Regions from separate parts of the Mus musculus genome. Here region 2 is linked to region 1. A link is a loop called in an ENCODE intact Hi-C map of the cell type or tissue named here. Cell type or tissue: left cerebral cortex. All regions are shown on one strand. Each heading gives the region's core, and the rest is flanking DNA. Links, peaks and the distances in the headings are about the cores only.

Region 1 (12,291 bases), core at 2,583-10,582:
TGTAGGTGGGGGGGGGTACCAAGGGGAGGAAGAGATAGAGTGTGGAGGGGACATGATTGCAATGTGGTTGTTTCCGTTGAGTTGGGCATGGCCAGTGCTACTTGGAATCAGAGCAGATGTAAGTTCCCACAGAAGGTCCTCACAAGATTTGAACCGTTAGCATTTCCTCCTAGAGGGAACATGAGGCTCTCGAGGCCTTCCTCAAGATTATATAAGAAGTAAGCAATTTATTAGGGGTGGAAGTCCTGAGTCTGGCAGCTCTTTGTGAATCCTCCATGGTGGGATGGGAATCCTTGGTGGTATGGCTGCCTTGGCGCAGAGGGCTTCCCACTATCTGCCTCCAAGTCAGTCTTGCTCCTGTAAACAGCCAAAAATAAATTCATTGGTTCCCCAAACAAAACTTGGATGTGTGAAGGAGAATTCCATTGGAAGATGCTATTGCTGTGTAGGCAGAAGCTGACTGATGGTTCAACTGCAGTGGTGTGAGGAGGTGGGAATGTTGCCACTCCAGAGCCTGATTACAGTTTAACTGGAGCTAGCTTTAGTTCCCTAAATAGCCTTATACCACTCTGTGTGGGACCTAACATACTGACAAATTGATAAAAACCTTGGAATGTATTAGCTTAACCAGACCTCCTTTTCCCCCAATCAAAGCGTTAAGAGTTGTCAGACAGTGGGGCAGTGGTGGTGCATGCCTTTAGTCCCAACATTTGGGAGGCAGAGGCAGGTGAATTTCTAAGTTCAAGGCCAGCCTGGGCTACAGAGTGAGTTCCAGGACAGCCAGAGCTACACAGAAAAACCCTATCTTGAAAGACCAAACCAAACCAAACCAAACCAAACCAAACCAAAAAGCGATAGCACTAGACAGCATCTCAGACCTACAGTTGAGATTTCTCCTCAGCACAATACTGTAACTGCCATTTAATATTTCCACCAGTGTGTTTAAGAGGTGCCTTGGACCCTGGGTTGTGAGTCCTCTTTGTTCTGTGACTATTAAAACTTCATGGAACCTCTTCCACGTTGGAACACGAAACCTGTGCTCTTAGGATATGGCCGTGCAGAATAAACTATCTCTTATTTCCTTTGAGGTGGAAGTTGTAGTTGTTTGTTTAGGTTTTTTTCAAGATAGGGTCTCTCTGTGTAGTGCTGGCTGTCCTGGAATTTGCTCTGTACATCAGGCTAGCCTCGAACTCACAGACATCCATCCACCTGCCTCTACCTCCTGAGTTTTGGGAGTAGAGGTGTACAACTGCCTGACTTATTTTTAAGGCAGTCTCACCATGCAACTCTGACTGTCCTTTGAACTCACAGAGATCTGCCTGCCTCTGCCCTTTGTGCTAAGATTGAATGTGTGTGCCACCACACCCGTTTATGATTTAGTTAGTTTTATTTTCTGTGTATGGGTGTGTTGCCCAAATGTCTGACTGCACACCATGTGTACGCAGTACCTGCCAAGCTCAAAAGAGGGTGACAGATCTCCTGGAACTGGAGTCTTAGACAGTTGTGAGCTGCCATCTGGATCCTGGGAATTGTCCCCTGATTTCTCTGAAAGAGCCGCTAATGCTCTTAACCCCTGGGCTATCTTTCTAGCCTTCAAGACTGAATTTTTTTTTAAAAAAAGATTTATTTATTTATTTATTTTATTATACCTAGGTACACTGTGAGCCACTCTTCAGGCACCTTTTCTTCTCTTTCCGGCCCCACTCACTCAGGCCCCACTTGCTCTGGCTCAAAGATTTATTTATTTAAGTATACTGTAGCTGTTTTCAGACACCCCAGAAGAGGCCATCAGATCTCATTACTGATGGTTGTGAGCCACCATGTGGTTGCTGGGATTTGAACTCAGGATTTTTGAAAGAGCAATCAGTGCTCTTAACCACTGAGCCATCTCTCTGCAAGACTGAATTTTAATGTGCATTTTAGTAGAGACATTGAAACAGAGCACACCGCCGGGCGGTGGTGGTGCACGCCTTTAATCCCAGCACTTAGGAGGCAGACTCAGGTGGATTTCTGGTTTGAGGCCAGCCTGGTCTACAGAGTGAGTTCCAGGACAGCCAGGGCTCTATAGAGAAACCCTGTCTTGGGGAAAGAAAAAAAAAAGACAAAACAAAAAACAAAACAGAGCACACCATGATAGAAATGCTGAAGAGATTCACCACAGCAGGAAGCTACCATCTCCTTTGTGGTGGAGGCTCCATGGTACCATAGAGACAGTGTGGGAAACAGGGACCACCATGGGCTTGGCCACAGCGCAGGAGCTGTTGGGGAGAACACATTGTCAGGGGATTCTACTCTCTGTCTGGGCATTCTGGCTAAACCCAGGTGGCACACAGCTGACCTGAAGCCCCAGGAGCAGCCTGCAGCGGCCCCTCCCTCTACAAGGGCTGATGGCTACATGCTAGGGATAGCTGGCAGCATCTGCTACCAAGTCCCATGAGGCAATGAGAAATAAGATGAGAATTCATGATAGAATTTGCAAGAAGTGCTGGGTGCAAGAGCAATTTACAAAAAACAGAAACTGTATCTCTATAGATGGCAGGCACAATTACAAAACATAATTTTAAAAGATCTCATGATATTAGCAAAACCCCATATATTGTAGTAAGTATATATTTAAATAGGTTGTTTTAAAGAATAATGTAAGATAACACAGAGCTAAGGGTAAAGCTATTAGAGGTAGGGCCAAGGTGGCTTTCTGCACAGTGTAAACATGCTAATTTTATTCAAAACAGTCTAATAAATTCAATTATTTCCTAATCAGTATCCCAGCAGAGGCCCGGGGGAATTGGACAATTGAATTGTAACAATTATGTAAAACTGGGGGAAAGGAACCTGAGTTAGTGGTGAGGGAGGAGGGAGAGAGGAGGGGTAGGAGGAAAAAGAGAGAAAGGGGGTGGGGACACAGGCAAAGTGTCAATTCTAAAACTGAACCTAATGCCAGAGGGATTACTTTGGAGGGCTTTGTCTCAGGAGTTTGATGATTTGGCAGCAGCACATACAGGATCCAGGGAGGAAGCCACAGCTACAAGGACTCTTAGTGTTATGGTTTAGGATTGGCTTGTTTGTTTTTTTCTTCAGAGATAAGGTTTTTCAGACAAGAAGCAATGGCTGTCCTGGAACTGAGATCTGCCTGCCTCTTCCTCCAGATGCTGGGATTAAAGGTGTGTGTCACCACAGCCGGGCTTGTTTTTATATATTTTAAAAATTTGTTTATTTTTATTTTTTAAATTGTGTGTGTGTGTGTGTGTGTGTGTGTGTGTGTGTGAATTTGTGCATGTGAATTCATGGTCATGGAGGCCAGAAGAGGGCATCAGATGCTCCGTAAGAGGAATTAGAGGAATCTGGGAAACTGTGAGCTTCCTGATGTGGGTTCAGGCGTTCTGGAAGAGCAGCACACACTCTGGACTGCTGAGCCATCTCTCTGGAGCCTTTCTCTCTTTCTTTCTTCTTCTTTCTTCTCTTCCTCCTCTTCTTCCTTCTTCTTTCTTCCTTCTTCCTCCCTCCCTCCTCTTCCTCTTCCTCCTCCTTTCTTCTTGAGACAGGGTCTCACTATGTAGCCTTGATTAGCCTGGAATTTGATATGTAAACCAGGCTGGCCTTAAACTTGGAGCCACCCAGCCTTGCTCTTTTATTTTTAATATTTTTTATTGAGAATGCCACACATACATATTTATTTTTGATAAAGTTCACCCTTCATTACTTCCCTGTCCTTGCCACCACTACTCCTTCCCGATGGTGCACTTATGTATGTGCACGTTTATGTATGCGTGTGTGTGTGTGTGTGTGTGTGTGTGTAACTCACTGAATCCATTTAGGGCTGCCAGCATATGCAAGATCATGGGTCACGTGGCTTCTCAGAAGTTGTATCCTTGAAGAAAGCTGACTTTCCCTCTCCCAGGAGCTATCAGCTGCCAGGGACTTCTCAGTTATATTTAAATGAGAGCCCATCTTTTATTTTATTTTATTTTTTGTGGGGAGGGGGTAGTTAAAGCACCACCAACTGATGCAAGGCAAACCGGGGTAGTTGTGGGTAGTTTAACACGAAGAAAGGCTTCTGGGTTCTGGATTTCCTAAGGACAGGAAGTAAGGGGTGAAAATCCATTCAAAGGGCGCATTCTTCAAAGTAATCTAGAGGGTTCTGGAAAAGGAGAGGCACCTAAGAGGGCAGATCTCAGGCCCAGTTAAGGTGTAACCTGCTTATGAGTACTAAGAAGTCTGCCCAGTGGGCTTCAGCCGTGTGACAGCCTGATGCCATCATCACATTAGCGTTTGTCTCGCGTGAGCTATTGCATACCTGGGCATGGGCCTGCCTGTCCTCAGTGTCAGCACTGTATAAGAGGGCATGGTGACAGAGGAGCTCAGTGGTGCCTTAGTATTAGGTTATTGCTTTATAGTCCTGCGAAGGGGTTCCATTTCTCATTGCTATGGCGTTGGATAAGCTCAAGACCTGACTTCTCTGATACGATTTTGTTTCACCCATGATTTAACTTAATTGCATCTGTAGGTGGTGATTTCATTTGCACGAGAGATTTTTTTTACTGTTTGTTTGTTTGTTTATAGACAGGGTTTCTTTGTCTAGCCCTGGCTATCCTGGAACTTGTTAGACCAGGCTGGCCACAAACTCAAGAGATCTGCCTGCTTCTGCCTCCCAAGTGCTGGGATTAAAGACGAGTGCTACCACCTCCCAGCTTGTACAAGTAAAATGAAGAGTCGTTCTGACTCAGTTTCAGGTAAAAATGGAGCCAATTGCTGCTTTATAAGTTAGACTCACTCAGAGAACTGCACAACCTTAAGATAGCAGTTGTACACAGCATAGTAAGTGTGACTTTGAAACAGGACACTGATCAGATCAAAGAGTTTACTTTCACTAGGGTGTGTTGGGTGGGTGGGGCAAATAAACCATCTTTTTAGGAGCTGCCTTGGAGGTTCACATCCAACCTATAAGAGACCACAATATTCTGGACGTCGTGAGTCACTGGGATGGATGGAACGAGTCTTTTGGTGATCTGGGCAGGCACACCGTTAGACTCGTTTGACAGCTGGGGGTCCAAGAGGTGTTTGTCTTAAATGAGCACATTTCCAGTGACTCGTACGCATTCATGGCTACATATTGGGCCTGGCCATCCAATTCTGATGCCACACAGCAGTTTTTTGTTGTTATTTTTTTTAAACCGGCACACAATGAGTACCAGACCCCGTCCAAGAGAAGCCACCTAACCTGACAGGCAGAAAAGTCAATCACCAAAGGCAGGTGGAGGGATCTACAGCATCAGCACCTCCGGGCACCGAAATCAAATGAGACTACGCCCTGCGCGCATGCTCCTGGACGGCACGCCGTTCGCGCGGCGCCGAGTGACATCACTGACAAGCGCCAACAGGAAGGGCGCAGCGCGTCGCACGTGTCCGGAGGCGGCGGGCGGGCCCATGGCGAGCTCTGCGGGGCTGGCACTGTGCGCCCAGACGCTGGTGGTGCGAGGAGGCAGCCGGTTCCTAGCCTTCTCCACTACGGGCAGGTAAGAGGCCCGGGCTGAGGGCAGCGGGGCCGGCGCGGCAGTGTTCTGTGTCCTCCCGGATTCCCTGTCCTCGGCGCCTCTTCACCACGGCGCAACGCCCCGTAACCTGCCCGGCGGGTCCCGGGCGCTCTCTCTGTTCAGAGTAGGGGTACTTCCGGACTCTGAGGCGCCTGCGCTGCGCTGGGAGGGCTAAGTCACGTGGGTGTCGCATTGCCCAGGCTTCTAGGGGGTCCTGGTGTTCAATTTTGGCCCGCTTGGCACCTCCCTGATGAGGGTCATATATTAGGGAACCCTAAAGGTTTTCTCACTGAGCACAAAACATGCTCTATCTTTGGTCTGCGTCTTGCAACCGGGCTCTAGTTGCTCTTAAGGGATTTTGGGTTCTTAACCCGACTCCTCCCAAAGGCAGGACGCACGCAGAACCTGAAGTGAGCATCTCCCTAAAGACCCTTCACACGACATAAAGTTTTGCTTTATGTTATTTCTGTCTTTATGTATACGTTGTGCTCGGTCAAAGGATTCTTTGAGCAAGTAGTTGATTACCACGAGCCTAGAGGATCAGTGGCAGTCCGTATCGGCTTCTTTTTTTCCCCTTCCCGTTTAGTTTTGGTACATGTGAAGATTAGGAACGTTCCTCAATTTGTGCCTTTTGGGGAATGCCATTGGCCAACAAAGTTTCAGACTTGGAAAATGACTCTTCTTTCTGCAGTTGAGTGTTTAACTGGAGAAGTCTTTGGTGCCTGCCACTTTATAGGTTGTCAGGGTACAGGGTCAGAGCAAAAGAAGGGAGCTTAAGTTCTGATTTGGAAAGTGTTTGATTCCCACATGAGTAAGAGCCTGGAGCTCACGGGGGCAGGTGAGACTTGTTTCTGAATTCTGTAAAGACAGCCTCAGCAGTTATAAATTTGGGAGGAAAGCCGAGTTGAAAAATAATACCAGAGGGCTTGAAGAACTGGCTGTTCTTCCAGAGGTCCCGAGTTCAATTCCCAGCAGCTACATGGCGATTTATAACCATGGATAATGAGATCTGGTGCCCTCTTCTGGTATGCAAGCATACATGCAGGCAGAACACACACACGCACATGCACACATATATAATAAATTAATTAAAAAATCAGAACTGGTGGGGTAATGGGGGATGGAGGTGGAGGTGGTAGGGGCAGCGGTACTGGACACCTTTGATCCTGGCACTCAGGCAGAGGCAGGTGGATATCCAAGTTCAAGGCTAGTCTGGTCTACAGAGCAAGTTCCAGGACAGCCTGTGCTATACAGAGAAACTACCACCATAACAAAAAAAAAACAGTATCAGAATATAATTTCCTTAGAATCAACAGGTTGGCGGCTGGAAGAATACTATATTGATTAAGAGTACCATGGCACACTGATTGATGTATACTACTAGGAGGTTAAGCAATGGCAGTTCTTGGCTCTTCTCTGTCATGGCTAAGACCCATAATGTAATGACGATGGAATGTTTTTGTTCCAAGAGAAAGATGTTCACTCCTGTCTCTTCCCTTTAGTGATGATGACTGTGTCTTCACATACGACTGCAGTACTGCAGAGAAGAAGGCCACGCCAGAAGATAAAGGGTGAGATGGCAGGGAAGCACTTGTGGTTTGAGCAGTGAGCCCGGGGAATAGCACACTCGCTGAAGTTCTAGGTCTGGTTACCTAGCTGTGAGGCTAGGCTTGGTTCCATTTCAGAGAGGAACATGGAAGGAACTTTAAATGGAGGCATTCAGAATATGTAGGACCTTCTCAAATACTTTTAGATTTTTTTTGTCTTGTTTTAATTTTAATTTCTTTAGTATTCATTTTTGTTGCTGGCCCTTTAAAGTAACAGTGACCATTTCAAATGAAGTGTATTGAGGGCAGGTGTGGGGAATTAACTAATTGAAAGGTACAGAGCAGCCTGTGACTGTTTTGTGTGGTGGCTTGGTCTTGGGACTCCGTTTGTTACTAATTTTATCGGTCCCTGCCTCTAGCCTTGGGTTAGTCCATGTCTGTGAGGGCTAGACCATGTGATGTCTGCGAGTCCTTCCAGCCTCTGCTGGATGTTAGCCTGTTGAGTTAGGTTTCATGCTTGGGAAATTAGAGCTGTTCTCTGAACATCCCTGGGTCCCCTGAGTCTGCCATCACACTCTGGCTGCATGAACTGACTGACCAACATCTTCCACTTCACCTGTGTTAGGATGGACAAGCCCGGCAACTCAGGCGAGGCCTAATTGTTTCCTTTTCTCTCCCTGCCCTTTCAGGGAGGACGGACAGCCCGCAGACACAGGGAGTGACTCGATTCTGGCGTCCACCTTCTCCAAGTCTGGCCGCTATTTTGCTTTAACAGATGACAGTAAGCGTCTGATTCTTTTCCGTACAAAACCATGGCAATGTCTGAGTGTCAGGTATGAAATGCTAACATTGAGTCATTAAGATGTCCTTGTACTTGCATGTCAGTAGCCATAGTGACAGTAACCGTTGTAATAAGCAGCTAACATGAAGTATCAGCTACGTGTGAGACTGACTGAAAACTAACAGCATGTGGGGGTGGGGGTGGGGGGTGGCATGGGCCCGTTCTCGCACCCGTTGGGTGGTGTGAGGGTTAAGCAGCCAGTTTTGGGCTGTTTAGCTAGGACAGCCTGTGCAGAGGCTGCAGTGCCAGCACTCAGTGACACTGTGCCACTGTGCCTTCCTGTTTTCCACGGGGCTGCAGCCTCATGCCCAGCAGGAGTGGGACTGTTAGTTAGCTCATGCTCCAAGTGTCATGTCCAAGACTGGGTAAGTGGAAGTGGGTGTTGTACGTGTGTAAGCTAGGTGATGAGGTTCATCCTTGTGTGTCTGAGGAGAAGATAAAGGACAGGCTAGGTGTTGCGTAACAGCAACTGGGCAGGAGCACAGCTGGCTATTCTGGTCCTCTCCTCCAGGAGTTCCATAAGCATTCTGCATCACTTATACAGTTTCTGAAGGCAATGTGCATGGAGGGAGATGGGCCCATGGTTACGGGGGAGGAAAATGTAGGTGGTGATGATGGTAAGGAGTAGGAGTCTGTGTCTCTGCCTTTTCTCGGTGCCGTCCTGTCCCTGTGAATGGAGGTGCGTTCACCTGTGGTGCTTAGTGCTGGGCAGATTACCAACAACCTAATACAGATGCTCTGGGTCTCCTGAATCTCTTTATTCTGTGGCACACTGAGCAGAGTCAGCCAGGGCCTCACTTACCCCTGTCCCCACCCCTACTGCTGATTTAACTGAGCTTGAGTTTATTCATCAGTTTTTCTGTTGCCCTTTCAAAATCCCTGACAGAAGCAACTCAAGGGAAGGAGGGTTTATTCTGGCTGGTCGCTCAGAGGATGTGCTTTTGGGGCAGGCATGGTCAGGATGCGTCAATTGGGAAGGAAAGGTGTGGTGGGCAGAGCTTACAGTGCTGATGGATCATCTGCAGGTCTGTTAGGGTCAGAAAGCAGGGCTGGACAGGGTCTACCAGCTAGGCCTTCTCTCTCTCTCTCTCTCTCTCTCTCTCTCTCTTTTTTTTTTTTTTTATTTTTGAGACAGGGTTTCTCTGTGTAGCCCTGGCCGTCCTGGAACTCACTCTGTAGACCAGGCTGGCCTTGAACTCAGAAATCCACCTGCCTCTGCCTCCCAAGTGCTGGGATTAAAGGCGTGCGCCACCAAGCTCGTCTAGGTTAGATCTCTTAAAGGTCCTGTAGCCTTCAGAACCACACCATTGCTGTGCATGAAGTGTTCAAGGACATAAGCCTGTGGGACATTACATACTCATCCAGTCAGGGTAGCCGTGGGCGTGACATTTGAACTACTGATGTTCAGGAACGTCAGCTGAGCTTTTTGGGTTTTTATAGTTCATCCTATTTTCTAAGAGATGAGTTTAAAAAACACTCTGGCTACTCGGTGGTGTCCTCAAGAGCACATATATCCATCTGCCCTCTGTCAGCCAGCTTAGAGAAAGGCCCGAACCATTGCCTGTCAGTGTGTATATTTTTGCGTCTTAGATGGTATTAAATGTGTACTGTTTAGAAACAGCACAGTAAGTTAACATAAGAACACGGATGCACCAGGCTTCCTCAGGCCCTCCCACAGACAGACAATTCACCAGCAAGACATCGTTGGCTTTATTTTTTGCATTTACTTATTTTTTGTGCACTGGTGTGTGTGTGTGTACACACATGTACCTACATATATATACCTATATGTGTGCTTGGGTTACTTCTCCTTCTGCCATTCGAGTCCCAGGGATAAAACTTGGGTCCTCTGGCTTGGCAGCAAGCTTTGTCCTGGAACACACTTAAGGCTGGACATAGGAGGTATGCATCTGTCATCACAGCACTCCAGCAAAGGTGGAGCTAGAGACAAGAGAACTCTGTAAGCTGCAGACAAGCTAACCTTGTGTATGCAGAGGCAAAGAATGGGAGATGCTGTTCAAACAAAATGAAAGCACGAATACTGCCTGAGAAGTTCCTCTGTCCTTCACGCATGTGCTGTAGCACGCACATGCATGTATCCATGCAAGGGAACCCACACATATGCACAGAAGGTTTTGAAGAGAATGTGATGGGGATCCTTCTAGGTTAAAGACTGACTGCAGAAGTAGGCACGAGAATCACCTGGTCACCATGACAGCACAGGCTCTAATGTGCCAGTCTGGAATGGGGTGGATGATCTGTGAGTTGTTAGTCAGGTGCTGGGGACACAGCCTCGTGCTCAGAGCATGTTCCCTGCTCGTCTGCACCCTTAGCCCTCAGTATGTGGCTCACATAAGTTTACATGGTGGTTGTGCTGTGGGCTGCCCTTGGGTGTGAGCTCAGACAGTCCTCTGACCTGTTTTTAGATCATAGCCGGCCAGCAGCGCAGCTAGGGGTCTTGACAGCTAGGATGTAGGTGTGTGGGAGACTGGGATGTAGTTGCTGTTGCTTGGGAGGCAGCAGCAGCAGTGCAGGCTGCATGCAGGTGTGGAGAGGTTGCATCTTGGGTCTGCTGTGGCTGTAGAGTGCCACTGGGCAGGCCCATGATGTGCTTGTCTGTGTCTACTGTGTCTACACTGAGTATGTGCATGGGGCCTGGTGTTTGTGTCTACATGAGTACATGCACGGGGCCTGAAGAGGCCAAAAGAGGATGTTGGAACCCCTGTAGCTGGGGTTCAGTGCTTGTGACCTACCACTTGGGGCCTCTGCAGGAGCCGCAAGCTCTTTACAGCTGAGCCATTTCTCCAGCTCCTGCACAGGTTTCTAAGTGTGCTTTCTCATCTTGCATCGTTCTCAAATCTTCAGTCTCAACTGCCAGGGAGGCAGTGTGGCTTTCTGCACACTGGACAGTTGTTTGCATTTTGTGAACTTCATTTATATCTTTAGGGGTTTTTGGTTTTTTTGTTTTTGTTTTCAATAAGAGGAGTTTCAAAAGTAAGAGTTCTTTGGAAAAATAGAAATTGAGAAAACTCCTCCTTTGGCATTTTGGGTTCATGAAGTTAGTAGGGCAAGTACAGAAAGCCCTTCCCTCTGTCTGCTGGGAAATCTGACGGCAGGGCGAGTGTGGGGTGAGCGTGAGGAAGGGAAGAGAGCAGGCAGGTCTGATCCGGACAGATGGCAGCAGGCATGTGGAGTGGGGCTGCTCAGTCCCCTCATACCGGAGGCTGCTGTATTCTATCCTCTGGAGCCACTGTGCGTCCTGGGCACGGATCTCCTTGGACTCTGAACCTGCTCCCTTGGAGGGAGACCTTTACACCCCTGTCATGCAGCCTGGCTCCAGCAGTTGCATGCATTTGAGTTTGTCCTGCATAGCATTTGGGACCCCAGGCTGCTCTGGGCCTCCCTGGCTGAGGCCTGGGTGCTATCCAGCTGCTGTCTTCAGTCTCTCTCTACTTTCCTTCTTTCTGTTCTCTCTCCTCTCTTTCTCCCCTCTCTGCCTTCTTCCCCCCTCCCTCCCACCTTCCATCCTTTTCCCCCTTATCCCCCTCCCCTCTCTTCCCTTCCTTGTTTTTTCCAAACAGGGTTTCTCTGTAACCCTGACTGTCCTGGAACTCCCTCTGTAGATCAGGCTGGACCTCAGTAAGAGAGGGCCAGGTTTAAAGGCATGGGCCACCACACCTGGCTTCTCCCCTCAGTCTTACATGGGAGAATTGTGGGTAATAGTGTATCAGTTCAAAGTGGTAGGGCCATAGAGACTACCACTTGATGGGCCAGGAACCCCTTATTTGCCTTTTGGGCCAGAAACCAGGGTTGTCGGCTAAAGATGAAGGTTTCAAGGGACAGATGAAGCCTTTAGTTTTGGTGGGTGTGTTTATGAACAAGAATCCTGTGTGTGCAGTTGGACCATTCTAGAAAGTGTTCTACAGAAAGTAACAGCACACAGGAAGAGGCTGTTTGCTCTGCACCGGGTTGGCAGAGCTATGGACAGACAGCTGTGGCAGGTGTTTTGAGACCCTTGATGCCTGGCAGGACCTCTGTGGCTCAGAAGGCTGGCGTGGGGCAGCACCATACGTAAATGGGAGCTTCAGGGCTCAGCAGTGCAACATGTTGACAGAGACTACCCTTTTCTCCCTCCACTGGAGCCCACCAGAGGGGAGCCCACTGTTCTGTGGGGCTCTTGGCTGTAAACCCTGAGACCAGAAGATTAGGGATATGTCTAATACCTCCCGTCGCGTAGTATGGGGTTCAGAGGGGCACCTGCCTACCTCAGCTCCTGGAGTGACCTCCCTGCATGCTTCCCGTCTGATGGTCTGACTTGGGCTCTAGCCCCAGGATTTACCCACAGCGGATACCTTCCTGGAGCTGCCTCTAT
Region 2 (12,291 bases), core at 2,489-10,488, 55 kb before region 1:
GGAATTCTGAGTTCAGTTCGAGGTCAGCTTGGTCTACACAGTGAGTTCCAGGACAGCCAGGGCTACACAGAGAAATCCTCTCTTGAAAAAAAAAAAAAGTTTTTCTGGGGCTGGCGAGATGGCTCAGTGGATAAGAGCTCTTCCAAAGGTCCTGAGTTCAATTCCCAGCAACCACATGGTGACTCACAGCCACCTGTAATGGACATCTTCTGGAGTGTCTGAAGACAGCGACAGTACACCCACATACATGAAATAAATAAATCATTTTTTAAATTTGTATATTTTCTTACAGAGCATCTGAGTTCAGTTCCCAGAATCCCTTAGCAGCTTACGACTGCCTGTAACTCCAGCTCATATATATGTAAATCAAAATAAAATAAAATGGGAATCGTATGGCTTTATCTGCCCAGTGGTGATAGGATGGCACCCTCTTCTGGTGCATCTGAAGTCAGCTACAGTGTAATTATGTATAATAATAAATAAATCATTGGGCCAGAGCAAGCAAGGACTGAGCAAGCAGAGTTGACTGGAGCAAGCCGAAGTCCTAAAAATTCAATTCCCAACAACCACATGAAGGCTCACAACCGTCTGTACAGCTATAGTGTACTCACGTACATAAAATAAATAAGTAAATCTTTTTTTTTAAAGTTTTTCTGGCTGATCTCTGAGAGTTTGAGGCCAGCTGGTCTACAAAGCGTATCCAGGACAGCCAGGGCTCTATTACACAGAGGAAACCTATTTCATAAAACAATTTTTTTCCCTGTTTGGTCATCCTGTATGTGTGTTATGTTTCCTGTCCTCACCCATCTTCAGTTATCAACTAGTTATTTTCACACTACACTAACTAAAGTCAATAGCAAACCTATCCCAGTTGGTTTCCATAACAACCCTGTATTATCAGTTACACATCAACATGTTTATAAGGCAAGTGTGCAGTTGCTCACCTGCATTCCCAGCTACCCAAGAAGCTACTTCAGGATGATTGATCTCTTGTGTCTAGTTCAAGGTGAGCCTGGGTAACATGGAAATACATGATGCTCAAGAAGACAGACATCTGTGTCTCAGAGGCTACATGGCACTTCACAATCATGTATAACTCCACTTCCAGGGGATCTAGTGCTATCTTCTGACCTCTATGGGCCCCAGGCACATATATGGTATATATACATACATACATGTAGTCAAAAACACTCATACACATATTTTTAAATATTCACAAAAATATCCACTAAAATGTACAAACAAACATAGTTTTCAAAGTTTGTCTGTCTCTCTGCCTACCCCTTAGGGCCATACAAATATAGGCTCCACCTGAATGGACAAACACACACAGTCACAAAATGATCCCTAGCTCTAGGGCCACATAAATACAGGCCATGGCTAAACCAAAGAGAATCTAATCTGTCTGTCTCCACTGGGTTTCTCTGTGTAGGCCTAGCAGTTCTGGAATACTCAACTTTTCACCCACCTAAAGTATTTTTTCAAGTCATTGGCTAGGCATTAGCATCCTGTGGTCCTTTCCAGCTCCCCAGTGCTACCTGCCATCAAAGTCAGCCTACACTCCAAGCTGGAGAAGCTGGATATTCTAGGCAAGCTCAGTTCTAGTGTCTGCAGAAAGCACAATCAGCACTAAGAGAGAGACATGACAGCAGAAGGCAGCTAAAGATAGCACTGGAGAATGCTGGACTGTCTCGACATTCTTCTTCCATTACTAATCCTCCTTATGAACCGATGGTCCTTGTCCAAATTATATGTGCTTTTTTTTTTTCCGAGACAGGGTTTCTCTGTATAGCCCTGGCTGTCCTGGAGCTCACTTTGTAGACCAGGCTGGCCTCAAACTCAGAAATCCTCCCATCTCTGCCTCCCGAGTGCTGGGATTAAAGGCGTGCGCCACCACGCCCGGCCCGGCTCTATATGTGCTTTATAACACACCTGAAATACCAGGACATTCTAAGAAAGCTGGCAAAGATCTGTCTTCAAAGGGACACCTTCTCCAGGAGCGGTTTTAGGGACTTAGTCACCCAGCACAAAGTCAAGGGAGTTTGCTGTGTATGAAATCTCAAGAGGGGCTGGAGAGATGGCTCAGCAGTTAAGAGCACTGACTGCTCTACCATAGGTCCTGAGTTCAATTCCTAGCAACCACATGGTAGCTAAGCTCACAACCATCTGTAATGGGACTGGATGCTTTCTTCTGGTGTGTCTAAAGAATGCGACAGTGAATTCACATATTTAAAATAAATAAATCTTTAAAAAATGAAATAAAAAAAGTAGTAGTCTTAAGTGACAGGGGCTCATAAATCACAAACAGCCTTGGTCCTCATCCCCAGGCACAGTAATGGCCAGTCAATAAGTAACTCATCTGAAGGAAAATATCTGCCAAGAAATCACTTTAGTTTTCAAACAAAGCTTGAGAATGTGCCATTTAAAACTTAATATCCAAATAGAATCAGATATTAAACCTTATTAAAATAAAACCTGTGCCAGGCACAGTGGCACACTTACAACCCCCTACTCAGACAGCTCAGTTGCATGGGAGGCTCAAGAGGAAGAATGGTTTGAGGCAAGCCTGGGCTACACAGCAAATAAAAATAAAAATGTACAGAATCCAACTAAAGACGTAGCAAAACTCTAATAACAGAGACACTGTGTTAGTCTAAGGGGGTGAGTGCTGACGTGTGAGAGCACGCATATGCAGATCAGGTCACTTTGTCTGTTGCTGCATTTGCCAGGCCAGCTGGCCCAGGGATTCTCAGTCTCTTTGCCTTCCATCTCTCCGGGAGTGCTGGGATTTACAGATGTGCTCCCACATCGGGCTCTATGTGGGTTCCTGGGGATCTGAGCTTGGGGTCCCACACTTGTGCAGTAAGCACTTACCTGTTATCTCGGCCCTAACAAAAGACATTTTATGGGGCTTAAAATTTGGTTTGAGGCTGAGTTAGATGGTCCATCGTAGCTATTAAATTCATTATCAAAGCTTTAAGACTATGTGACTATCACCGGCATCAACTCAAACTGCCACAAAAAAACTTGCCTAATGTCCTTGTTACTAGAACAGTGACTGTCCTGGGAGACACAGACGACAGTGGTCATGTGTTTAACATGTACAAAGTCCCAGGTTCAATCCCTAGCACAAGGAAAGCAAAGGAAGAAAGAAGAGAATGGGGACCTCAACTCTCCCACGCTAAGCACACTTTCCCTAGGACAAACGTTCTCCCTTGGGCACTGCCAATGCCGCAAGGGACATCCACAGTGCAGTGCAGGAAGAGGCCCCAGCAGGCCCTTCTTCCAGCAGGTGCTGCCTTTCCATACCAGATTCCCTGTCAACCCAGGAGTACATGTTGAGTGGATGAGAAGAAAGCCAGTTTTCAGATGGAAAACACAAAGTCAAAAGTTAGTGCTCAAAGGCCCCGATATATCAGGCATAACCATAAGATATTAAAAAAAAAAACTGTGACACTTAACATTTTTTTAAATTAATCTCTTTATTGTATGTGTGTACAACACCACAGCTAGTGTGGGGTTAAGGGAAGCTGCAAGGAGTCACTTCTCTTCTTACACCATGTGGGGTCTGGGGCTGAACTCAGGTTGTCAGGCTTGGTGACAAACAACTTTCTTTACCTGCTGAGCCATCTCTCTGGCCCAACTTTAAAATTTTAAAGTAAGAAACATTTATGTTAACATGCATAAAATTATATGATATTGCCAGATACAGAAGTACTTTTAACAACTTATACATAAAGTATATGCACATAAACTAGATTCAGAAGTGGGCAAAGAATTTAAAAGATATTTCTCCAAAGAAAACACACAAATGTCAAATCCATGAAAAGATGTTCACCATCACTAAGCACTAGAAAATGCAATTTATACAGTAAATTGTTATCTCACATACAAGGACAATTTAAAAACCAACCACACAGAAAACTGATGCTGTAAGTGGAGCTCAGGGATAGAGTGCTTGTCTGTTTACAAAGCTCTGGTCTCTTGCCACAAAACAACCAAACACTCAAATCCCAGGATGTGGAGAATCTGGAAACCCTGAGTAGAGCAGTGCTATTGTGGAAAAACAGGACAATGGTTCTTTAACCAACATGGTGTGGACATCTACTCCTGAGACTGTGTCAAACGCCCGGAAAGCAGAGCCCAAATACTCGCACACTCATTCATGTTCATGACCACATTACCCATGATAGCCAAAAGGCAGGCAGAACCAAAATTCCAGCAATGGTAGATGAACAAAATGGAGGGCATACACAGGATGGAACTTTATTAGGCTTAAAAATATGGAAATGCAGACCCAAGGTAAAATATGAATGCAACTTAGCTAAATGAAATGAGTCAATCACACAAAAGTAATTATTCCACTTATATGGGATACCTAAAATTGACCCCTTCAGACATACAGGAAGTAAACTGTGGTTGCTGGCAAGAAAATGAAGGGGCGTTTGATGTTTAAAAAGACAGCTCCCAGCTGTCCGTGCGGATGGTGATGTGTAGGAAGAACGAGCACAGAAGTCTCATGTCCATGGCTAACAAAAGGGAAGGCGGCAAAAGTGAGGACTGAGAGAACATGAGGTAGAGACAACATGGTGACTACAAAGGGAGCCCACTGGACACCTGTCGTCTTATCCCAGTGAGCACACACACAGAGTCACCAGAGAAGGCTTACCTCTATCAGAAGGTGGGCCTTCAGGTGACAGGATTGCCCTGAACAGAAATTATGTTATATACACAGAGCACTGACAACCCATGCTAACCAGTTTACCCTCAGACGGGAAGAAGGGCCTTGTGACTTTACCCATCAGGATGGCCACGCTCTATCACTCCAGAGAAAGGCCCAAGATGATAAAATCATCTGGAGCAGGGATATTTGGAATGACAGGGCTTTGTAAAGCAAGAGTTCCGTCAGTGAACTGCATCCCCTACCTCATGGTTTTCAAGATTCTGTAAATGTTCCCCCCCCCCGCCACCTCCCTGAAAATCCTTGGAGTAAGAAGCTACGCCATCCGCTTCCCATGATGCTGTTCCAAGAACCACAGAACATCAGAGACACAATTCCCAACCACAGGCCACACTGCCTGCCTTCTGGGGGGAACTTCCTAAACAATAGCTCAACAGCAGGGGCTGTAGCAGTTGAGGTACCTGGCATACCCTCAGTAATGTAACACGAAGCAGCCTTTGTGGCCAGGCCTTTGTCTGCTTTGCACCAAATGACTGTCCAGTCCACTTTGTTCATCCTACCAATCCTACCACATACAACATACTTTCACTCTAGACAAGATGGAAACTTTCACTCTAGACAAGAACTCCCTGTGTTTCAGCACAGCTAACTGTAAGACAGCCTAACCCACCAAAGGCTGTGGCTAACTTCTCTTACCCTCAACCACTGTTAGACCACACCACATCAGGACATCAAGCTCTCCTGACTGTTGTACTTCTTGAATTCCTTGTCACCTCTGCCAACAAAAAATTTGCCAGGTCATGAAGAGGGCCCTGAACATCCATTCATCCATATTCCTACCAAAGACAGCTGAATGTACATGGGTTTCTAAAAAGGACAGAAACTGACAAAAACAAAAAGGAAGCATCTTCAGCGAGGAAGGCAATCAGATCAGATGAGCAAAACCAGTGTGAGGCATGTCCACAAAGCATTTAAGTTGTCACAGAAACCTCACCACACTCCCAAAGGACTTGGAAAGCTCTGCTCAGCCCGGCTGCACAGGGAGCTAATCCGGGGCTCCGATGAGACACTTTGGCCCAATACTTTTTTTAAGACAGGGTTCTCTATGTAGCCATGACTATCTTGATTGAACTCTATAGCCCAGACTAAAGAGGTCCACCTGCCTCTGCCTCCTGAGTGCTGGAATTAGGAGCGTGCCACCACCACCTCGCTAGATCAGATATTTTTGAGAGCTATTCCAACATGACTGGTACTCTTTTTGACCCTGGGAAAGTTTCAGCTCCTGGATCCACACTTCGAACTTTGGCAAATCTCTTTTCCTCTCAACAGTTCTGGTTTTAACTGTGCAGGGCCAAAGTGAAGCTTGTAACTGAATGTTACTACTCCTACAGTGACTTTGTTTCCACAATTCACAATCAGGACCTCCTAAAGTTAGGATACAAGGCCACAGAAACGTTACCAAATGTAAACTGCCGCCCCCTGAATCACAGAGCTGGTTGGGGGCGGGGGGGGGGGGGGGAACCGAGCTATCTTCCCAGCCATCCTTGTTCTATCCTAAAGCACAGGGGTCTCTCTTAAGGAGCATCAACTCCTGGTGCCCTGGTGGCCAAAGTTCTCCAGGAAGAACCTTAAGCTTCAACGGTACCTCACACAATGGTGGATCTAAGACTCAGCGCGCTATTGCCAACGGGATGGCCCGCACAGGCTGGGAGGGTTTAGGGACTCTTGCCTGCCTCACCTGGACACCGAATGAGCAACAAAAAGCGTGCTAGCAACGCGTTCCCGCCTCAGTCAAATCCTTCCCTGGAGTGTTTAGGGAAAGCTCATTTTTCTAGTGCTATGACAGGAGGCCTGCTTAGAGGCGTGTTCTTCCATCCTTTAGTGGAAATCACCCACATCTTTAAAAAAAATAAAATAAAACAAAAACAAGTCACTTCTGGAAGAGGCTTCCCTGTCGAGCCGACACCCACGTCTCAACTATCCAGAATCCCTGATGTGTGCTCAATCTTGGCCCCCGTGGCCCGCGCGCTCCCGGCTGGCGCGGTGGGACCGACCGCGCAGGCTACGGCCTCCGGAGCCTGGAGCCGCGACGTCGCCGGGCTCGGTGCTCCTAGCCGCACCGCTTCCCTTCTCAGATACACACGGAGCAGGCACAGCGGACCAAGCGCTCCTCGAGAAGCTCTCCCCGACGGGCCGTGGACACGCGCGACACGCTGTCACCATCCGCGGACTCCCCCGGGAAGCCCCACACCGGCTCCGGCCGCCCCTCTGGGCTGCCGACCCCGCCGCCATCTTCCTGCCGCGCCGCCCCCGGGCCTCGGCCCTCGGCCCTCAGCCCGCCGCCGCGCGCCCCCGCCGGCCCGCGCGCCCCCGCAGCCGCGAGCTGCACTCCGTGAGCGACGGTTAGGCGCGCGCTTCGAGCGGGCCCAGCGCGGAGGCCCTGCCGCCTTCGAGAAATTTCCGCGCCCCTGAACCCACACAGGAAAACAAGCCGGGCGCGCCCCCGCGCCGCGGCCTCAGCGCCCCCTCCCCCCATCGGCGCACCCCTCCCCCCGCCCCCGCCCCCGCCCCGGGCGCGGGTCAAGTGCGGCCCGGGGCACCGCCCGCCCGACCGCCCGCCTGGCCCGCGGCGGAAGAGGCAGCGGCGGAGGCGGCGGCAGCGGCGGCCTCGGCCGGTGTGATTGATAGGGACGGCGGCAGCGAGAGCGGCGGCGGCGGCGGCGGCGGAGCGGTTGAGTGACAGCTTACCTGGGTGCCAATCTTCATCACACTGACAAGCGGCTGCAGCAATCGGGACCCGCAGTGCCGCGCCCGCGTCCAACCGTCACGCCGACGCCGGGCCACGCGACACAGCCTCGCTCAATGGGAGGAGGGCGACGCCGATGCGCGCCGCATCAATATTCACCGCGGGGGCGGGGCCTGCCGACCCCGGGCCCCGCCCCCGCCCAGCGCGACGGCGGGCGGGGGGCGGGGCGGGTGGGGCGGGGGCGAGGCAGGGGGCGGGGGAGGGCCCAAGCGGGGCGGGGCAGAGGCCGGTCCCGCCCCGCTGCGCGCACTCAGCCAGGCCCCACCCAGCGGCCCAGCCCGGGCGCCAGTAGCAGCCTGCCCCGCCCCAGAGGCAGAGCTTATGTTTCATGACCACGCCGTGGGGCGTGGCCCAGAGAGCTATAGACCACGCCTCCTCTGCGCACTCGTCTGCTCCCTCCCTTCGGATAAAGGTTTGTGGAACTGGGTGGAACCATCTGCAGCTCAGGCGGGGAGTACGGGCTGTACCATCAGAGGACCTTCGCGATTCTGGGCCTCCCGGCTCTAGCCCTTCGTTCTGAGCGGCGCCTCGCAATCAAGGTTCTGGAGCTGGGGTAGGCGCGAGGAGGTAGGCGTTCATCTTTAAAGACCGAAGGACTGAGCGCTTGAGATGTTTGCCCTGGGATCTAACCATGGATGCAGTCTCCTGACTGACCGTGAAGTGACTGCGGTCTGACATCTGGTCCGTTAGGACTCCAGGCCAAAAAAAAAAAAAAAAAAAAAAAAAAAAAAAAGAAAGAAAAAGAAAGAAAGAGACCTTTCCTTAGGAGGACTGGACAGTGTTGTCTCTAGTTGAAGCTCTGCCTAACCAGATCATCTGCAGCAGCGTACCCCGGGCCCCGTGGCTTCACTGATCGAAGTAAAAGACAGAGCGAAAGAGGCCCTCAATTTGCCTGGCTTGTCTAGGCAACAGTTTTATGCAGTGGCCGCCTGAGTGTGTGATCGGTGCTTCTCATCCGTACACAGATTAAAGCGGTTCTGATGACCCCACACTCCTCAGGAGGAGCCTTGTACCCCAGGACTGTTGGCTGGAAGGGGCCTGAGGAAGCCGCAGCATGTGTTTGGTAGGACACCCTCCTGTGTCCTCAAGGCTCCACAGACACCCCAAGGCATCACTCTCTTTGTAGCTACAGTTCGGTTCACCACAGAACCCACGTGGAAGGAGAAAACCAACTACCAACACATGTGTGGTATGCACACACATTTGTCCACATACAATAGCAACAACAATATTAAAATTTGAAAAACTGGGTTTGGGAGCTGAAGATATGGCTCAGCTGATAAGAGTGCTTACCTAGCATACACAAAACCCTAGGTGGGATCCCCAACACACATTAAACCTTACCAGGTTTAATATGGTGACATATGCCTGTTATCTCAGCACTTGGGTAGTCGAAGCACAAAGATCAGAAGGTCAAATTCATTCTTATCTACCTTTTGAGGTCCTAGCCAATATGGAATACATAGGGACCTTGCCTCAAAGAACAAAGTTATTAAGCATTGCAGGGATTAGCCGGGCGTGGTGGCGCACGCCTTTAATCCCAGCACTCGGGAGGCAGAGGCAGGCAGATTTCTGAGTTCGAGGTCAGCCTGGTCTACAAAGTGATCTCCAGGACAGCCAGGGCTATACAGAGAAACCCTGTCTCGAAAAAACAAAAAACAAAACAAAACAAAAAAAAAAAATTGCAGGGATTAACCAAAGAGAGTATCCTGTTTTGCTTTCCATTGCTGTGTTAAAACCCCGACCAAAACAACCTGGGAAAGGCTTATTTGGTTTTTATTTCCACATCATGGCCTGTCACCAAGGGATGTTAAGGCAGGAACTGAAGCTGGGCTGTTACTCCTCTCCATGGTTTGATCATCGTAATTTCTATACAACTGTGGATCACCTGCCCAGGGTTGTCAACACCCACAATGGTTGGGTCATTAGATCACCATACCATAGGTCCCAGGAATCCTTTGCTTCCTGTGTGAGACCACACAGGACCTCCTCCTCCTAGGGCTGAGATCCAGATGGCTTCTAAGGAAAGAATATTATACATTTAACGCTATTTACCATTCGTTCTGTGTCTTTTTTTAAAGATATTATTTATTTGTCTTATATATAAGACAAGTACACTGTAGCTGTCTTCAGACACAACAGAAGAGGGCATCTGATCCCATTACAGATGGTTGTGAGCCACCATGTGGTTGCTGGGAATTGAACCAGGACCTCTGGAAGAACAGTCAGTGCTCTTAACTGCTGAGCCATTTCTCCAGCCCCCCATTCTGTGTCTTTACAATGCCCTTTAAAGCTTCACTTTTAGGGGTGGGAGAAGTGTCTCTGGGGTTAAAAGCATTATTATTCTTCCAGAGGACCGGAATTTGGTTTCCACCACCAATGTCAGGTAACAAACCACCTGTCACACCAGCTCCAAGGGATCCTACATCACTCTCTGTCATCTGTGGGTCCATACACACAGAAACACATGTACACATACACATAAATAAAAATAAATTATTTTGGATGGCTGGAGAGCTGGCTCAGCACTTTAGAGCACTGACTGCTCGCCCAAAGGTCCTGAGTTCAAATCCCAGCCACCACATGGTGGCTCACAGCCATCTGTAATGGGATCCAATGTACTTGTCTAGTGTGTGTCTGAAAGACAGCTACAGTGTACTCATATAAATACAATAAACAAATCCTTAAGACAATAAATAATTTTAAAAGCTCCTTCACCACTTTCCTAAGGGCCATGTTTCAGAGCATGAGTGAGAAGCCACACACACAGCAACCGTATGCAGAAATTCAAGAGTAGAACTCGCTGAGCAGTGGTGGCACACGATTTTAATCCCAGCATTTGAGAGGCAGAGGCAGGCAGATTTCTGAGTTCGAGGCCAGCCTGGTCTACAAAGTGAGTGCCAGGACAGCCAGGGCTACACAGAAAAACCCTGTCTAAAAAAACCAAAAAAAGAAAAAAGTAGAATCTGTTCCCATTTTTAAAAGGAATGATCTTGGAACTTGCAACCTGCTTTTCCCACTCTTTAGGAAGCACCTGGACATGACCTCACTTTGGAACCTAAAACTTTATCAGATTTTATTTACCCTGATTTTATCCCAACTGTCATTGACAGCAAAGAGGATTTTAGTCCTCTTGAGTATAGGTGCTTGTGGTGGACACATGTCCGCAGGTATAACAGAGGGAGGGAGGGACCAGTTAGTCACCCACACTGTGTGTAGATCAGCCACACTGGACAGTAAGAAAGATAATTGACTGGGATGGAGGCCAGACAGGTGGTAGTGTGTTCCATGCAAAACCCACAGAAGGGTAGAGTGACAAAGGCGGCAACTTGAAGGACTGAGCTTCCGCTCTGGTTTGCAGGGGACCTCACAGAAAAAGAAAGACATGGTAGCCCCTGACCACTAGGACTTCAGTGTGCATATCAGCCCAGTAAGTATCAGATGGACACAGGCCATTCCATGTCGGGTAGAGGAGGACCTTGGGTATCCTTAAGGGATCTGGGGGTCTGGAAGGAGGGTGATGATGAATGTGTGGGGTACTCAGCTACTCAAGAGGCTGAGTCTGGCCGGACGTGGTGGCGCACACCTTTAATCCCAGCACTCAGGAGGCAGAGGCAGGCAGATTTCTGAGTTCGAGGCCAGCCTGGACTATACAGAGAAACCCTGTCTTGAAAAAATAAAAGAGGCTGAGTCTGTGAGTCTGGAGGATTGGGAGTTCAGAGCCAGCCGGAGTGATTTTAGCAAGACACATCTACCTCTATCCCTCGTATCAAAATCAACCTGCTAAGCTTGGGTGTTGCCTATCTGTAATCCTAGCACTTGGTGTTGGGGACAGGAAGGTGAGAGGTCAAGAACATCCTTCCAAAAAAAAAAAAAAAAAAAAAGAACATCCTTGCTATAGGAAGTTCCAGGCCAGCCAGCCAGGCCTATATGAGGCTCTGTCTCTGAAGAATGAAAAACAAGGGCAAAAGCCAAAGCAACCAGACAGTCGATTATAATGTGTAGATTCCATTAGAGTTGTTCCCTCTTCTGTTTTAGTTTTCTCTTTGTGTGTAGTATCTGTGCTTGTGTGCATGTGCATGTGTGTGACTGTGTGGGTGCGAGAGGTGTGGAGATCAGGGGCTAACATTGGCTGTTCTCCTCAGTCAGTCTCCACCTTATCTTTTGAGTCAAAGTCTCACTGGACCTAGAGCTACCTGCCAATTGAGGCATCCCCTTGTCTCTGCCTCCCCAGCTCTGGGATTATAAGTGTGTAAGACTTCTGGGACATTTCGCATGGGTGGTAAGAATCAAAGTCAGTCCCTCCATCCCTAAAGTGTCTCCCTTATCCCAAGTCTCTTCATGCCGGGTATACAAAGTTTCCTAGGGATACCATAACTGACCGAGTGATTTCATAGCTGAGGAGGTCAGAAGGGCCTTAAGATTCAGTCAGGACTGCCCTCCCCAACAAGGCCTGGGGGTGGGGGGGGGTCCTGCTCTCAGCACCACAGCTTCTCTCAAGGTTGCTAACAGGTGCTTTCTGGTCCCCAAATGCTTTATCCTGTCCTTACCTCTCTTCCTCTTTTCTTTTTGTGGAAAGCTTTCTGGGGTACCACTTGGCAGGAGTCTGACATTGGCCAAGGGCAAGGAAATGGGCTTCAGGCAGGAATCTGACATTAGGGCATAATAAGGAAGTAAGTTTCAGCAAGAATATGACTTTAGGCTGTAATAGAGAAGTAAGGTAAGGCAGGAATTTTAGTCTTAGGGTGGAACAGAAGAACTAGGCTTCAGGCAAGTTTTGGGGCTTGGACAGGGAAGTGGGCTC

What was found. A loop is a pair of places that touch in the nucleus more often than their neighbours do. Peaks named below come from ENCODE experiments on the same cell type or tissue, not always from the same donor. Only the 100,000 strongest peaks of a DNase experiment are listed, where the experiment ranks them.
Region 2: it touches region 1 in a loop (4-fold over the local background); 21 of 42 quality-filtered maps call a loop at or near these places.

The regions. Positions count from the first base shown.
Region 1 is chr17:31,505,389-31,517,679 of GRCm38, reverse strand. It overlaps Wdr4 (WD repeat domain 4), which reads left to right and starts at 5,193. Exons shown (of 11, transcript NM_021322.2): 1 at 5,193-5,513; 2 at 7,034-7,102; 3 at 7,768-7,911. The coding sequence starts at 5,296. In left cerebral cortex, for the core only: a CTCF peak has its summit at 6,565 (motif pointing left); a DNase peak (open chromatin) is centred at 5,345; H3K4me3 peaks cover 1,480 bases; H3K27ac peaks cover 960 bases.
Region 2 is chr17:31,560,027-31,572,317 of GRCm38, reverse strand. It overlaps Pknox1 (Pbx/knotted 1 homeobox), which reads right to left and starts at 7,545. Exons shown (of 11, transcript NM_016670.3): 1 at 7,430-7,545. In left cerebral cortex, for the core only: a CTCF peak has its summit at 6,331; DNase peaks (open chromatin) are centred at 7,038, 7,527, 7,846, 8,364 and 3 more places; H3K4me3 peaks cover 3,505 bases; H3K27ac peaks cover 2,464 bases.